2 separate regions of the Homo sapiens genome follow, and region 1 is linked to region 2. The links are chromatin loops, found by intact Hi-C in ENCODE. Cell type or tissue: natural killer cell. All regions are shown on one strand. Each heading gives the region's core, and the rest is flanking DNA. Links, peaks and the distances in the headings are about the cores only. Region 1 overlaps KCMF1 (potassium channel modulatory factor 1). Region 2 has its middle 31 kb from the start of KCMF1.

What was found. Hi-C counts contacts between places; a loop is a spot of excess contacts. Peaks named below come from ENCODE experiments on the same cell type or tissue, not always from the same donor. Only the 100,000 strongest peaks of a DNase experiment are listed, where the experiment ranks them.
Region 1: it touches region 2 in a loop (6-fold over the local background); 47 of 110 quality-filtered maps call a loop at or near these places.

The regions. Positions count from the first base shown.
Region 1 is chr2:85,001,745-85,007,123 of GRCh38, reverse strand. The region is part of intron 1 of KCMF1 (potassium channel modulatory factor 1); the gene reads right to left. Among named protein-coding and RNA genes, the nearest start is that of KCMF1, 33 kb to the right of the region's middle. In natural killer cell, for the core only: no CTCF peak of the experiment used is centred there; no DNase peak of the experiment used is centred there; H3K27ac peaks cover 424 bases.
Region 2 is chr2:84,937,633-84,943,011 of GRCh38, reverse strand. No RefSeq gene overlaps it. Among named protein-coding and RNA genes, the nearest start is that of KCMF1, 31 kb to the left of the region's middle. RefSeq lists an enhancer at 2,994-3,503. In natural killer cell, for the core only: no CTCF peak of the experiment used is centred there; DNase peaks (open chromatin) are centred at 3,191, 4,271 and 4,631; H3K4me3 peaks cover 1,045 bases; H3K27ac peaks cover 2,162 bases.

The DNA.
Region 1 (5,379 bases), core at 103-5,102, 64 kb before region 2:
CTTTTTTTTTTTTTTTTTTTTTGAGACTGAGTTTTGCTCTTGTTGCCCAGGCTGGAGTGCAGTGGTGCGATCTCGACTCACTGCAACCTCTGGCTCCCGGGTCCAAGCGATTCTCCTGCCTCAGCCTTCCTGAGTGGCTGGGATTACAGGCATGTGCCTGGCTAATTTTGTATTTTTAGTGGAGATGGGGTTTCTCCATGTTGGTCAGCCTGGTCTCAAACTCCCGACCTCAGATGATCCACCTGCCTTGGCCTCCGTAAGTGCTGGGATTACAGGCATGAGCACCGCGCCTGGCCGAGATGTTCTATTTCTTAATATGAGTAGTGGATGTGTGGACGTTGGTTTTATTCTCTTTTTACTAGATACATACTTTTGTACACTCTTCTAAATGTTATGACACATTTCACACACATACATAAAAATTCCATTCTCAAAGAAAAGAACTGGCTGGCCATATGTCTTTAAAATGGCAAATATTATTTAGATTTTTTTTAAAAAGACATAAACTTCTTAAAAGAAAATGAGGGCCGGGCGCGGTGGCTCACGCCTGTAATCCCAGCACTTTGGGAGACCAAGGTGGTGGATCACAAGGTCAGAAGATCGAGATCATCCTGCCTAATACGGTGAAACCCTGTCTCTACTAAAAATACAAAAAATTAGCCGGGCATGGTGGCGGGCGCCTGTAGTCCCAGCTACTCGGGAGGCTGAGGCAGGAGAATGGCGTGAACCTGAGAGGCAGAGCTTGCAGTGAGCCGAGATGGCGCCACTGCACTCCAGCCTGGGTGAGAGTGCGAGACTCCATCTCAAAAAAAAAAAAAAAAAAAAAAAGAAAATGAGAATATTTAGTGGGTAAGGCCTTTCTAAGCAATATAAGGAAAGTGAAACTATAAATAGGGGAGGGTGGAGCACACTGTAAATTTGATCATAAATAAGTATAACACTTTAATATTGGCAAAAGGTTCCATAAACAAACTCAAATGACAACAAGTAGGGAGAAATATCGGTAACAAATATAACAATGGGCTCCTAAACATTAAGAAAAAGACCAGTAGGAGGGGAAAAAAAATAGAAAAATAGGAACTGATATGTGACCAGGCATTACTGAAGAGGAAGTATGTCATTCAAATACATGCTTGGTAAATAAAAGAAGTATGCTTAGTTAACAATAATTTATTGTATATTTTCAAATAGCTGGAAGAGAGGATTTTGAATGCTCTTAACACAAATGAGTGATAAATGTTTGAGGTGATAGATAAGCTAATTACCCAGATCTGGTCATTACACACTATATGTATTTACTGAAATATCACTATGGGCTGGGTGTGGTGGCTTATGCCTATAATCCCAGCATTTTGTGAGGCCAAGATGGGAAGACCATTTAAGGCCAGGGTTTGAGAACATCCTGGGAAACATAGTGAGACCTCATCTCTAGTTTATTAAAAAATAAAAATAAAAAAATAAAAAAGCAAAGTATCACCATGTACCCTAGAAATATGTATAATTATCACGTGTCAATTAAAAATAAAAAAAGTTAGGCCAGGCACAGTGGCTCATGCCTGTAATCCCAGCACTTTGGGAGGCCGAGGCAGGTGGATCATCTGAGGTCAGGAGTTCGAGACCATCCTGGCTAACACGGTGAAACCCTGTCTCTACTAAAAATACAAAAAATTAGTTGGGTGTGGTGGTGGGCGCCTGTAGTCCCAGCTACTCAGGAGGCTGAGGGAGGAGAATGGCATGACCCCAATAGGCGGAGCTTGCAGTGAGCTGAGATCGTGCCACTGCACTCCAGCCTGGGAGACAGTGTGAGACTCTGTCTCAAAAAAAAAATAAATAAATAAATAAAAAAGCAAAATATCACCATGTACGTACCCTAGAAATACGTATAATTATGATGTGTCAATTAAAAATAAAAATTTAGGCCAGGCACGGCGGCTCATGCCTGTAATGCCAGCACTTTGGGAGGCTGAGGCGGGTGGATCTTGTGAGGTCAGGAGTTCAAGACCAGCCTGGCCAACGTGGTGAAACCCTGTCTCTACTAAAAATACAGAAATTAGCTGGGCACGGTGGCAGGTGCCCGTAATCCCAGCTACTTGGGAGGCTGAGGCAGAAGAATCACTTGAACCTGGGAGGCGGAGGCTGGAGTGAGCTGAATCCCAGCTACTTGAGAGGCTGAGGCAGGAGAATCACTTGAATCCGGGAGGCGGAGGTTGCAGTGAGCTGAAATTGTGCCACTGCACTCCAGCCTGGGCGACAAGAGTGAAACTCCATCTCAAAAATAAATAAATAAATAAATAAATAGGCCTACAGTCCTCCAAAATTTTCAGTGTCATTCATAAAAAGGCCTAGTTCAAGCAAGACTCATGAAAATCTCAAGATAGAAGACTGAGGCATGACCGGTAATATAAAGGGTAAGCAAACAATCCTACGAATCACAACTGGCTTCATTCTCAGTTAAGACAGACCCTGTGCCCACCTGCCCCCCTCCAAAAAATTCAGTTGTTCTCACACTCTGCAAGAGTTCTAGCTTAGGCACCACCCACAGGTCAGAATATACTGCAGTCCTCCCAACCCAAAGTTTTGCTTTCTCTTTTTTTTTATTATTATTTTTTTTTGAGATGGAGTCTTGCTCTGTCGCCCAGGCTGGAGTGCAGTGGCGCGATCTCGGCTCACTGCAAACTCCACCTCCTGGGTTCACGCCATTCTCCTGCCTCAGCCTCCAGAGTAGCTGGGACTACAAGGTGCCCGCCACCATGCCTGCCTAATTTTTTGTACTTTTAGTAGAGGCAGGTTTTCACCATGTTAGCCAGGATAGTCTCAATCTCCTGACATCGTGATCTGCCCGCCTTGGCCTCCCAAAGTGCTGGGATTACAGGTGTGAGCCACCACGCCCCGCCCCAAAGTTTTGCTTTCTGAGGTTTCAGTTATCCGTGGTCAACAGTGGTCTGAAAATATTAAATGGAAAATTCCAGAGACAAACAATTCATAAGTTTTAAACTACCTACTGTTTTGAATAGTGTGATGACATCATGCACTGTCCCACTCGGAGGTGAATCATCCCTTTGCTTGGCGTATCTGTGCTGTATACCTGCCCACTAGTCACTTAGCAGCTGGTTATCAGATGAATAACAGGATACATAGGGTTCAGTACTATCCACAGGTTCAGGCATCCACTGGGTGGTCTTGGAAAAATGTCCCCCCTCAGATAAAGGGTGACTACTGTAAGGCAGAACCAGGGCCTTTACCCTATGCTAACCCTTTTTAGCTTCCTCACACAATTACATGCTTGCTACATCTTCTTTCATTTGCCCAGTTATCTTGGGCCTGTAAGGTCCTGTACTTGACCCTATTTTATATATGTTTTTATTAGTGACTTAGAAAATGACAGTAGGCCAGGTGTGGTAGCTCACGCCTGTAATCCTAGGCAGGAGGATTCCTAGAGCCCAGGAGTTTGAGATCCACCTGGGTAACATCGGGAGACCCGGTTTCTATTTAAAACAAACAAACAAAAAATTAAAAATAAAAAAAATAAAATGACAGCAAACATTTATAAGCTTGTGCATAAAACAAACAGTTAAAATACTAGATGACAGAACAGAGATTGAAGCGAGGCAAACGGGTATGTAAAACAAGACTTATTTTTTTTTTTGAGACGGAGTCTCACTCTGTCGCCCAGGCTGGAGTGCACTGGCACGATCTTGGCTCACTGCAAGCTATGCCTCCAGGGTTTGCACCATTCTCCTGCCTCAGCCTCCCGAGTAGCTAGGACTACAGGTGCCCGCCACCACGCCTGGCTAATTTTTTTTTTCTTTTTTTTAGTAGAGACGGGGTTTCACCGTGTTAGCCAGAATGGTCTCAATCTCCTGACCTCGTTATCTGCCCGCCTTGGCCTCCCAAAGTGCTGGGATTACAGGCGTGAGCCACCGCGCCCGGCCAACAAGATGAATTTTAAAAGGACTTCGTACAAAGTTTTGCCTTTGGATAAAACAATTCATGTGATAAGAAATCCTGGATTAATTAACTAAGCAAAACCTTAGCGTCAATATTAGCCCAAGATGAGATGCAGTTGCTAAAAATGCCAGCAAATAAACAAGCAAGCTTAGATTGCATTAATAACCATACAAGATTCATAACTGTGATATATCTACAACATTTTACTCTGCCAGACCATATGTGAAGAACTACATTCAGTTCTGTGTGTCTTGTTTTAAAATGGGAAACAAGTACAGTAGTATATATAGTTATATAGTTAGTATATATAGTATATAGACAGAATGGCAAAGTATCTAGAAACTACACCAAGAGAAATTACTAAAGGACAAAATGGGCTGTTCAGCAAAAGAGCTGGGAACAGGCAACACTGAGGGGATGCCACAGCTCCATACAGAGCTATCACAAAGAGGCAGTACACTCAGTTCTCTGTAGCTACTAAGGTCAAAACCAGGAGACACTAAATGCAACCTGGTATCCTGGATCCCACACAGAAAAGGGATATTAGTGAAAAAAAAAAAACACAGTTAAGACCTCAATAAAGTCAGGAGCTTTATTAGTAATAATGTACTAGTGTTGGTTTCTTAGTTTTGCCAAATGTACCAATGTAATGCAAACTATTAACATTAGGAAAAACCAGGTAAGGAATATATGGGAAGTCTCTATACTACCTTTGCAACTTTTCTGTAAATCAAAAATTATCCCAAAATAAAAGTTTATTTTTAAAAAGTAAGCTAACAAGGAGGCAGGTGGTTCAAAGGATGATTCTCTGATGGTACAGTGAATGCTCTGTCAATGCATGCGTTATGGTCAAAGATTAAAAGACAAACTGAAATGCTTTTGAAAGGGTTTCTGCATATTTCATAGGACACTGGTACCATCTAAACTGGAGGTTAAATGAATTTAGTAGGGCCATTAATATTTATACTGGAGACTGAAAACCAGAATGTAAAGAACAAAGCTAACTGAAGTAGATCCATCACTACTAGGAAAGTAACAATTTTGTATTTGCAATAATGTTATTAATATAATCAATTCTTCTACCTGTTTTGAGGAGGATGCCAAAGCCTACCATGGTTAGGTCAATGAAGGACTGCATATATGATGGTGGTCCCACAAGTTTATTTTTACTGATACCTTTTTTATGTTTAGGTATGTTTAGAACCACAAATAGCATTGTGTTATAACTGCCTACAGTATTGAGTACAGCAACATATTATGCAGGTTTCTAGCTTAGATAAACAACAAGCTATCCATATAGCCTAGGTGTACAGTAGGGGTTTGTGTTAGTACACTATGATATTCACACGATTATGAAATTGTTTAACAATGGATCTCAGAATGTATCTATGTTGCTAGGCAACATGTGATCGTGTGTTTTTCAAACTACAG
Region 2 (5,379 bases), core at 81-5,080:
TTCAAGACCAGTCTGGCCAACGTGGTAAAGCCCCATCTCCTACTAAAAATACAAAAATTAGCCGGGCGTGGTGGTGGACGCCTGTAATCCCAGCTACTCAGGAGGCTGAGGCACCAGAATCGCTTGAGCCCGGGAGGCAGAGGTTGGTGAGCTGAGATCACACCACTGCATTCCAGCCTGGGCAACAGAGCGAGACTCCATCTAAAAAAAAAATGGTAATAGTAGTTCCAACTCATTCCTTTCCAGATCAAGTCAAGCCAAAAAGGGCAAGCCTTTTATCCACAGGTGCCTGCAGCAGTGCTGAGAGTCACTCTGATGGGGCCAGTAGGGTCATTTGCTGGCCCCTGAATGGATCTCTGAGGTCAGGAACCTGCAGCAGGGTCTTGTGCTGGAGAAAGAGGGGTGGGGAACAAGCAACAAGTATTCACTTTAAGGGGCAATGCTCTGAAATCCCTCCCCTATGCAGATGGAGCTCAGACCACCAGTCCAGTGCCTGGCACATTGTAGCCCTCAAGAAATACTTCTACTTCTAAAAAGATGGCACCACAGAGCCATGACTAGGATTCTGAGACAGAAGCTATGTCCTGGCCTTGTGGCCAGTGTGGGCCCAGTGAGCGGAAGATACCTGCTGGCTGAGTCAGGATACTCTACACGCTTACAGGGCACTGACCCTTTTTGTTTTAGATGTTTAATTACTAGTCTGTCTAGGGAAATACAGGTGAGAAGACAAAAATCCCACACATGGGGAAGTTGCAGAGTCATGAAATCTCTTAAGGTGATTATAGCCTTAGTCCTTACAGTATATAGTTTCCAGTTGTTTTCCTGAGATTGAACCTAGAAGCCCAATTTATCATTTTTTTTTTCCTTGAGACGGAGTCTCAATCTGTGGCCCAGGCTGGAGTGCAGTGGCATGATCTCAGCTCACTGCAACCTCCGCCTCCCGGGTTCCAGAGATTGTCCTGTCTCAGCCTCCCAAGTAGCTAGGATTACAGGCACGCACCACCACACCTGGCTAATTTTTGTATTTTTAGTAAAGACAGGATTTTGCCATGTTGGCCAGGCTGGTCTTGAACTCCTGACTTCAGATGATTGTCTCAACTTGGCCTCCCAAAGTGCTAGGATTACTGGCGTGAGCCACCACACCTGGCCCAATTTATTAATTTTTTTCACTCATCTAATAAAACCCTTGTTGATCATCTAAGAGCTCTGGGCCAGACACTACAGGTGTAAAGGTGAATAAAGGCCTAATCTTTTGTTTTTGTTTTTGTTTTTCTTGAGACATGGTCTCCCTCTGTCACCCAGGCTGGAGTGCAGTGGTACGATCTTGGCTCACTGCAACCCCAGCCTCCTGGGCTCAAGTGATCCTCCTGCCTCAGCCTTCCGAGTAGCTGGCACTACAGGTGTGAGCCACCACACCTGACTAATTTTTATATTTTTTGTGGAGATGGGGTTTTGCCATGTTGCCCAGGCTGGTCTCCAACTCCTGAGCCCAAGCAATCCACCCACCTCGGCTTTCTAAAGTGCTGGGATTACAGCGTGAGCCACCACACTGGCCAATAAAGCCAAATCTTAGCTCCTAAGAAGTTCACAGCCAGAGTGGGGAGAGTGACTAAACAAATGACCATGGTGAATTTCATAACTTCAGATGAGAAAGGTATAAAGGAAGAGCTTTGGAAGGAGAGAGCTGCCCCCTCCTCCAGGGGCTCACTCACCTGTGGGCTCTGTAGAAGCCCTCTGAAAAGCAGTTTCTCAGCACAGTGAGCTCGAAGTCGTCTCCATTCACACCTGGAGCACCGCCCTGTATTGCAAATGGGAGGGTAAAGTTGGTGTAAATTTTATGGAGGGCAATTTGGCAATAACTAACAAAATTTTGCCACCATTTTCTCTTCTAGGACTGCTTCTTTCCTTGCATGTGTATGAAATTACATTTGTATAAGGTGTTGCATGGCAGCACTGTTGGTAATAACTAAGACTGGAAGTAACCTCTGTGCTCAACATAAATAACAATGATGGTGCAACTGCATAAAGAAATACTATGCAACTATAAAAAAAAGAGGAACCTCTTTAGGTACTGATCTGGATCATTCCAAGATATCCTGATATATGAAAAAGCATGTATCTGAACCCTGTTATATTAATAATATGCTGCCTTTTGTAGGAAAAAAAGGAAAAAAGTATATATATGCATACACACTCATATAATTTGTATATGTATAAACTAGCTCTGGAAGGAAACAAAAGAAACCAGTAGATCCTCTGGGGAAGGGAACTGGGTGTCCCAGAGTGGGAAACTCCACTGTGTATTCTTTTTACCATTGGAATTTTGAACTTATTATGTTTTGTTTATTTATTTACTTATTTATTATTTTTTTGAGACGGAGTCTCGCTCTGTTGCCTAGGCTGGAGTGCAGTGGTGCCATCTCGGCTCACTGCAAGCTCCGCCTCCTGGGTTCAAGTGATTCTTATGCCTCAGCCTCCCAAGTAGCTGGGATTATAGGTGCCTGGCTAATTTTTCTATTTTTAGTAGAGACGGGGTTTCGCCATGTTGCACAGGCTGGGATTTCAGGTATGCGCCACCACACCCTGCTAATTTTTGTATTCTTAGTAGAGACAGGGTTTCACCATGTTGGCCAGGCTGGTCTCAAACTCCTAACTTCAAGTGATCCGCCCACCTAGGCCTCCCAAAGTGCTGAGATTACAGGAGCAAGCCACTGTGCCTGGCCTGATTTTTTAAAGAGCTCCCTCCCCCAGTCTCCCTAGCTGAGATTGGGGGGTGAGGGCAATTTGCATCTCAGGGAAGGTATGCTGGTCTCATTTCATCTCAATGATCCTTTATCTCCTCCACCAGAAAGCCCATCTTTGGTCATTTCTTTCTTCACATTGACTTGGCATAAACTTTTAACGTTATCAACAACTGCTTAGCCTAATATTAGCTTTCATTTCCCTTCTCCTTCCCACAGAAGGCTTTGTGCTTTCACGAACTCCCGGTTTGGTCAGGCTAAGGTTCTGGATTTCAGTCTTGGCTCTAGCGGCCGGCAGCTGTGTGGACACTCTACCATCTCAGTCTTTATTGCTTGACAATTGTAGCTGCTTTCAGCAAAGTTTGTTAAGCTCAGGGGCTGTTCCAATTGTCAGTTCTTCCTCCTCTGGTGGGGAAAGTCCCCTTTAAAGCCACGTGCTTAAAACTGAAACCTGCAGGCCATCACAAAGGCGGGGTCTCCACACCCATCTCAGCTCCACCAACTGCAGGCTCCCAAGTACCTCTTACACCCTTGCTGATGACCGCCCTTGGAGGAAGTTCAAGGCCAAGGTGGCTTGAGAAACCCAGCTCTTGGCAGTTTCTAAATCTAGATTAATTTTCCCTCCAGAGAGGAAATTTTGTTGGTTGCAACCTGGTTGCTGCCATGTGACCAGGCTTGGCCAGTCCAGATCTTCCCCCAGGTAGAAGGATCTGGATAGACTGACGGCAGACAAATAGAGACTGTTCTCAGCAGCCACGGCAGTAGACTGCAGACTGCAGCCTTAAGTAACCACCCCCCACCCCTACCCTCATCCCCTTCACTTTCACCACTACCCTTTCACATCACCACCATCATAATCACTACCCCTGCCGTCACACCAAGGTCACCTTACAACTCCATTTGTCTAGCAGAGACTTCACTGAAAGATTGGGGTAATAACTAAATAACTGCAGAGGATGAACATGGTCATGTATCTGTGTAGCTAAAGGAACAGTCCCAGTGCATCCCATGGATCTGAGGGAGGCCTAAGGAGCTCTACCAGGAACATCCCTTCCCTGCAGACCTGCTGGTGGGTCCGCAGCTCAGCAAACTAGAAAACTGTGGACACGGCTGGGTGAGGTGGCTCATGCCTGTAATCCCAGCACTTTGGGAGGCCGAGGTGGGCGGATCACCTGAGGTCAGGAGTTTGAGACCAGCCTGGCTAACACGGTGAAACCCCCATCTCTACTAAAAATGCAAAAATTAGCTGGGCATGGTGGCGGGCATCCCTACTCAGTAGGCTGAGGCAAAAGAATTGCTTGAACCCGGGAGGAGGAGGTTACAGTGAGCCGAGATTGTGCCATTGCACTCCAGCCTGGGCAACAAGAGTGAAACTCCGTCTCAAAAAAAAAAAAAAAAAAAGAAAAAAATAACTGTGTAGACTCTGACACTGTGGCATAAATATAAATGTACCCTAACATGCATGGGAACTTGTTTCTAACTTAGCATGTAGCGTGATGAAATGAAAAATAAGGTCTGTTATACCACATAAGGGTTCAGTTAAAGTCTTACCTCAGGATGTTTCTCCTCTGGTTTCACTTTTTAAATGAGTAATAAATCACACGTGTCATCTTTATAAGAAACTCCAGGATAGAGTTTTATTATTTTTTTTCTGGTCTTATATAAAAAAGAGTTGTACTTCTTTAGATTCAGGAGTGTGCCTTTTTTTTTTTTTCTTTGAGACAGGGTCTCATTCTGTCTCCCAGGCTGGAGTGCAGTGGTGTGACCACAGCTCATGAGGCATCCTCCCACTTCAGCCTCCTGAGTAGCTGACCACAGGCGTGTGCCACCACACCCTGCTAATTTTTAAAATTTTTTGTAGAGGTGGGGTCTTACTATGTTGCCCAAGCTGGTCTTGAACTCTTGGACTCTCACATGGACCTCCCAAAGTGCTGGGATTACAGGTGTGAGTCACCATGCCCGGCCAAGAGTTTGCCTTTATCACATAGTTATTGTAAACTGCATAACTAATCAGATTTCCCTTTTCACACAGGCTGCTAGGAAACTTTGAGTCAAATATACGGCCCAGCTCTGGCAAGCATTGAATTCTTTAAGCTCTGAATTTTTTTTTTCTTTTTTTCTTTTTTCTTTTTGAGATGGAGTTTCACTCTTGTTGCCCAGGCTGGAGTGCAATGGTGCGATCTCGGCTCACTGCAACCTCTGCCTCCCGGGTTCAAGTGATTTTCCTCCCTCAGCCTCCCAAGTAGCTGGGATTACAGGGGCCCACCACCACGCCCAGCTAATTTTTTGTATTTTTAGTAGAGATGGGGTTACACTATGTTGCCCAGGCTGTTCTCGAACTCCTGACTTCAGGCGATCTACCGGCCTCAGCCTCCCAAAATGCTGGGATTACAGGTGTGAGCCACTGTGTCTGGCTAAACTCTAAATTTTTTTTTTTTTTTTTTTTGAGACGGAGTCTGTCACTCAGGCTGGAGTGCAGTGGTGTGATCTTGGCTCACTGCACAGCCTCCTCCTCCTGGGTTCAAGCGATTCTCCTACCTCAGCCTCCCGAGTGGCTGGGACTACAAGCACAGGCCACTGCGCCCAGCTAATTTTTGTATTTTTAGTAGAGACGGGGTTTCACCATGTTGGCCAGGCT